Linked DNA regions of Homo sapiens: region 1 is linked to region 2. A link is a contact called in ENCODE Hi-C or POLR2A ChIA-PET data. All regions are on one chromosome and are shown on one strand. Each heading gives the region's core, a stretch centred on a gene start or an enhancer-like site at or near the end of the contact. The rest is flanking DNA. Distances are from core to core; before and after follow the strand shown.

Evidence for each region. A loop is a pair of places that touch in the nucleus more often than their neighbours do. ChIA-PET counts read pairs that join two places held with the same protein, here RNA polymerase II (POLR2A). Pooled maps may share reads with other maps.
Region 1: a loop to region 2 is called in a map of heart right ventricle, with 4 times the contacts of the local background. The contact joins the enhancer-like site here to the promoter of NEBL in region 2. A Hi-C loop is called at or near these places in 17 of 168 maps with a recorded cell type or tissue (Right ventricle myocardium inferior, cardiac septum, heart left ventricle and 4 more) and 13 of 50 pooled maps. POLR2A ChIA-PET finds 5 or more read pairs at or near these places in 1 of 52 experiments (activated CD4-positive, alpha-beta T cell).

What each region holds. Positions count from the first base shown.
Region 1 is chr10:21,076,393-21,079,201 of GRCh38, reverse strand. It overlaps a transcript of NEBL not described here. Among named protein-coding and RNA genes, the nearest start is that of NEBL-AS1, 96 kb to the left of the region's middle. Within about 2 kb of position 1,304, at least 2 of the 41 ENCODE cell types and tissues checked have a DNase peak (open chromatin) inside an H3K27ac peak, as active enhancers do; they include heart right ventricle, where a contact is called at or near this core.
Region 2 is chr10:20,895,793-20,898,570 of GRCh38, reverse strand. NEBL (nebulette) reads left to right here and starts at 1,260. Exons shown (of 28, transcript NM_006393.3): 1 at 1,260-1,446; 2 at 1,542-1,613. The coding sequence starts at 1,366.

The DNA.
Region 1 (2,809 bases), core at 55-2,554, 180 kb before region 2:
TTCCCAGATTTGCCATGTCCCATGGGAGGCTCTGGCTATAGTTAATAGAGAAGGTTTCCGAGAGAGAGAGGCTGAGACAGACACCTGGAAGGAAAGGTTGGATATCTCCTTTGGAGGAAAAGCTAGGGAAAGTCCTAAGAGGAGGGCATTTGCTGTGCCATTTGTCATTTAGATCTGGAGGTGGTAGAAATACAGACATTCTGATGTTTCTATAAAGGCTGTCAGGGCTTAATGAAGTTCTTCATGGGGCAGGAGCCGCACGTGCTTATTAAGGTTGGATCAGTGGATACACTCATCCCCTGGATCTGGGAGCAAACTGGAATCAACAGTGCCACCAAGTGGCAGCCAGCTAATAAGCAAGTTGAAACACTAAGACTGCAACTTCTAGTGCTTTGCCCAAATATCTCTGTCTCTTACTCTTTTTCTTTCTAAAAATAAGATCAAGTATATTTTCCTAGGGTGGATATAGAGAGAATGATCTTGTAGACATACCTTCTTCTGGCATGTTGTAGAGCTTGGATACATGATTTTTCTTTATTAAACAATCAAAACCTTTAAAGTCCCACTCAAATGAGCAGGTCATAGGAGTAGATACCTCTGCATACGTGTATACAGGTCATTTATAAAAACTGAGGGATGGGGGCTGTGTGTGTTGGGATTCAAGAAGATTTCCAAAGTGTATTAACCAGGAGTGAAACTCAGGATGACAAATACTGTACACGATGGCAAACAGCATAGACAACATACACGACTCTATTTAGGAGAGGAAACCATTTATATTATTACAGTCTGTAACCTTTTTGTTTTTTATTTAGAGTATTTCTTTTTCTGATCATAAAAGTGTTCGTTGTAATAATTTGAAAGGCTTATTACTTTAAAAAGAATACATTCTACTGGCTGTTAAACACCTTGTAAATAACACAAAATACCAAGATTTTTAGGATACAGAAAAATCCATTTCATTCTGGTCCATTTGTTTGTCATTAGAAAGAGTCTATTTTGTACTCATGCTGCTGTGTTCATTTTAGGACTAATTTGAGGTAAGCTTCCAGCTTTGATTGTTGCTTTCCCCATTATTTTTATTTTCGATCCCCCATAGAATGCATTTCCATCTTCCAATCTCCTCCTCCCGTCCATTCTGCACACAACCCAGCTTTCAGAATAATCTGGTATTGAGAGTCAATCCGTGCTCTGGAAGGTGTCTCAGTGTCCCTGTGACAGCCAGCTCTGCAGTATCCATCGGACTTGATATGGTGGCTCTTGTAGTGTTGCTTTTCTAAGAGCTAAAGTACTTTCTCGTGGTCATGAATAGTGTGGGAAGCCCATAGCTCGGGCTGTTGAAAGGTCTATCAGTTCTGCTGTGCCTGACAATGTTGACCCCAGGGTAGAGAGATTTCCTCCCACTTCCTAGGTGTGTGGGAGGTAGGGGCAAGTGCTAGGGGATTTATGAATGAGATGGAAGGGAGGACAGAAAATGAAGAAGGGAAAAAGATATCAGGAACCAACAGACCATCAGCTGAATTCTAACTACAAAAATGACAAATAACAAAAGCAATTTATTTATTTATTTATTTATTTTTATTTTTATTTTTTTTGAGATGAAGTCTTGCTCTGTCGCCCAGGCTGGAGTGCAGTGGTGCCATCTCGGCTCACTGCAAGCTCCACCTCCCAGGTTCACGCCATTCTCCTGCCTCAGCCTCCCGAGTAGCTGGGACTACAGGCACCTGCCACCATGCCTGGCTAATTTTTTGTACTTTTAGTAGAGATGGGGTTTCACCATGTTGTTAGCCAGGATGGTCTCTATCTCCTGACCTTGTGACCCACCCGCTTCAGCCTTCCAAAGTGCTGGGATTACAGGCGTGAGCCACTGCGCCCGGCCAGCAAAAGCAATTTAAAATGTACCTTGCTCCATAATAAATATAAGGGAGTGAGGAACAAAGCTTTTCTTCCCCCAATTCCTTTGATTTTTTATTTTTTTTGAAGAAAAGTAGATTAAGCATGAGTTTTAAGTACTGTTCAGAATAAAAACCAAGATAGACCCCAATAACTTACCTTAATTTTGAGTATAATATTATATTGTAGGTCATTTCTGGACTTGGGTGGCTATTTTTAAACATATTTTTAAATTGTGGTAAGATATACGTAACATAAAGGTTACCATTTTAACAATTTTTAAGTGGACAGTTCAGTGGCAGTATGTATATTCACATTTTTGTGCAAATGTATGTTTCTAGAACTTTTTCGTCTTCCCCAACTGAAACTCCACATCCATGAAACACTAACCCCCCATTTCCCCCTCCGTCATCTTACTTTCTGTCTCTGGCCATTTGTCTATCTTCTTTGGAGAAATATCCATTCAAGTCCTTTGCCTAGTTTCTGTCTCTATGAATTTGACTACTCTAGGGCCAAATATAAGTGGGCTCATATAAGTATTTGTCCTTTTGTGACTGGCTGATTTCAATTATAATGTCCTCAAGTTTCATCCATGTTGTAGTATGCATCAGAATTTCTTTCCTTTTTAAGGTTGAATAGTAGCTGATCATATGTGTATATCACATTCTGTTTTCTGATTCATTCATTGATGGACACGTGGGTTGCTTCTGCCTTTTATCTGTTGTGGTCAACGCTGCTATGACCATGGATGTATAAATATTTGCTTGAGTTCCCACTTTAGTTTTTTTTTGGTTATATGCCCACAAGTAGAATTGTTGGGTTGTGTGGTAATTCTTTTTTTTTTTTTTTTTTTTTTTTTTTTTTGAAACTGAGTCTCTCTCTGTTGCCCAGACTGGAGTGCAGTGGCACGATCTCG
Region 2 (2,778 bases), core at 11-2,510:
CAGAATCTTTTGTGGAACTTTTGCCTCATGGAACACAATTTCAGAAATAATTTATACGTGATGACTGTGTAGAATGTTTTTCTTGTCAGGATTTTCAGTTTAGGTAAGGCCAAGGCATTTTTTTTTTACAGTACATTGAAAACTAGATATGATATCAAGAGAAAAAATTATGCTTGGCTACTTAGAATGACATACTATTTTTAATAAATTTGTATTTTGTATCATCAGTATTACTATTCAGTGTAGGGTATTTTTTATGCCCAATGCTAATGTGCTATGACTTGGTAAAATTAATTTACCCTAGGATTTACATAACCAGATTAATAAATTGTGAGTTGTAGGGAGTCTTGGAATTGCCTGAATTGACATTAAAATATTTGTTTTGAGAAATTTTTTTTTAACCTTGGTTTTACGTAACCAAGGACATACACTACATTATAAATATTGTGATGGTTTATTTTTCCAAACTTTTCTGAATGTGGGGTGCCCATTGAGTAATAATGCAAATCACCAATGACTTTGTAAAAATTGACATGATGAGTAGAACTGCAGAATTCAAAGATGATGATGATGATTTTTGAAACGATGTTTCCAGAATTGTTAAATTATGTATCAACATATGTTAACTGCAACTTCTCATGTTTAATGATGTTTACAATTAATACAATACCATACTCGCCAGTATAATACTAACAGTCATAATTAACTCAGAATAGATTCTTTGAAGTGGTTCAAAGGGCTTTTCATAATAAATAAGTAGCCTCTAATCAGCTAATATAAAGTGGGTATTTTTTAGGATGTGAGAAGTACTGGTATGTCTGATAAAACATATAATTTAGGTTGACAAAATGAGTTTGAATGATCCAGATTCACTACCCCAAGTCAGAAGGAAGTCTGACATTCCAGTGAAAGCTTTATTTAGACAGAGACAAGGAATCTTTGAGATAACAGGCTTTGGACTGTGCTATCTTGAGTGTTAGAGCTGAGTAGTTTTCCCAGAATCTCTAAGTCCTTTTTATGCTCTTTTATGAATGAATAGAATTAGTAAAAGATAAATAAATTTTTTCTTTTGGATTTCTTAACCAGTGGAAAAAATGTTGACTTTAAAAGTTCATAAAATCAAATTTTGCTTAAGAATATGTTATTTCCACTTGTGAGGCCAGCCTGGTAGACCTCTGGGATCCTTTTCTGTTCACTCACACACCACTGAGATAAGGAGTGAAGTGTGGGCTAAATAGGGCTGAGGCTTGGGCAAGGGCATTTCTGCCAGAGCACCAGAGACGTCAGCATCTCAAGGGCACTGTGGTATGGAAAAGGACGCCACATGAGTAAATTTTAAAAATATAAATATTTTAAAGGGTAAAAATGAGGGTCCCTGTATTTGAGGATATAAAAGATGAAACTGAAGAAGAAAAGATAGGGGAAGAAGAAAATGAAGAAGACCAGGTGAGTGAGAAAACACATACTCAGACCAGCGTTTGTTCCTCTAAATTGACAATGAGAAAAATGTTCTTTCTGTTCTTTTCTTTTTTTTCAAATAGGTCTTCTATAAGCCTGTTATTGAAGACTTAAGCATGGAATTGGCCAGAAAATGCACGGAACTCATTAGCGATGTAAGTGGCTGGAGTAATTTTTGTCTTATTTTGCATTGCACCTGTGGTATTATTATGTTATAGAGTCATAGAGCTGTGGGGGAAACCCTGAAATCACCTTTTAAAACACAGTCACTTTCCAGATCATGGAACAAAGTCCTGAAATTTTCAGTGATTTCCCCAAGGTCACCTATACAGAGAATTTCTGCTAGAGCAAGTCTCCTCATTCTTAATCCAGAATCCTGTCCCTTATGAGTTTTGCTGTCACGCTGGCATGAAATCATAAGGCATTGAATTGCAGTATTTATTCCATTTGAGAACCCCCAAAGATTTTAAAATGAATATAATGATGTAATTTGTCTTGGGAGGCCCTCTATCTAAATGAATAGTCATTTTTTTAACATTTTGGGGCCTTCTGAACAATCTAATGAATGGACTTGTCTTCCAGAACAGGAAAATGCATATATATATATATATATATATATATATATATATGCATATAATATTTATTTACAATTCAGGATTTGTTGATTACTGACCTGCTTGCTAAGAACCCTGATATTAGTGCAAGGATATTAGTGCAAGGGGTATTTTTGTTGTGACATTTTTTAGTAACTGGGATTGGTTGATATTACACTTTAAGGGAATCCCAGAATTATTGAATGATTGAACATATAATTTTATGTTAAATATGTAAGCTAGAATTCAAGAAGTACAAGGAAAAATGTTGCTCACCAGGGATGAGAATTTAGATGATCCTCATTAGCGGTTCTAAGAGGATTGCTGGTCCAGAGAAAGGGTAACTCCTGTAAAGTGAATATGTGCCTGTGTCTTCATTTAGAGAGATGAGCACAATACTGGTTGTTTCTGTTGTTGATAATAAGCAAAATGATCAGAATGTTTTGCACGTTTGTTTTCTAACGGAAGTCAGTCCTGGGCAGGAGGGTAGTGGTCTGGCACATCCTCCAAAGTCAACCTGCCTGGGTTGACTCCCCAGTAACCTTGGGAAGGTTATGGAACCTGGCTTGGCTCCATCCCTCAGCTGTAACATTTATAATAAGATTAAATAATGGTAATGCATATAAATGCTGAATAAACTATCTGGAACATTGTGAGTACTCCATAAATGTTAGCTGTTATTAACTACTCTGTCTGTTACTTCCTTTTACATCCATCCAATCACAAT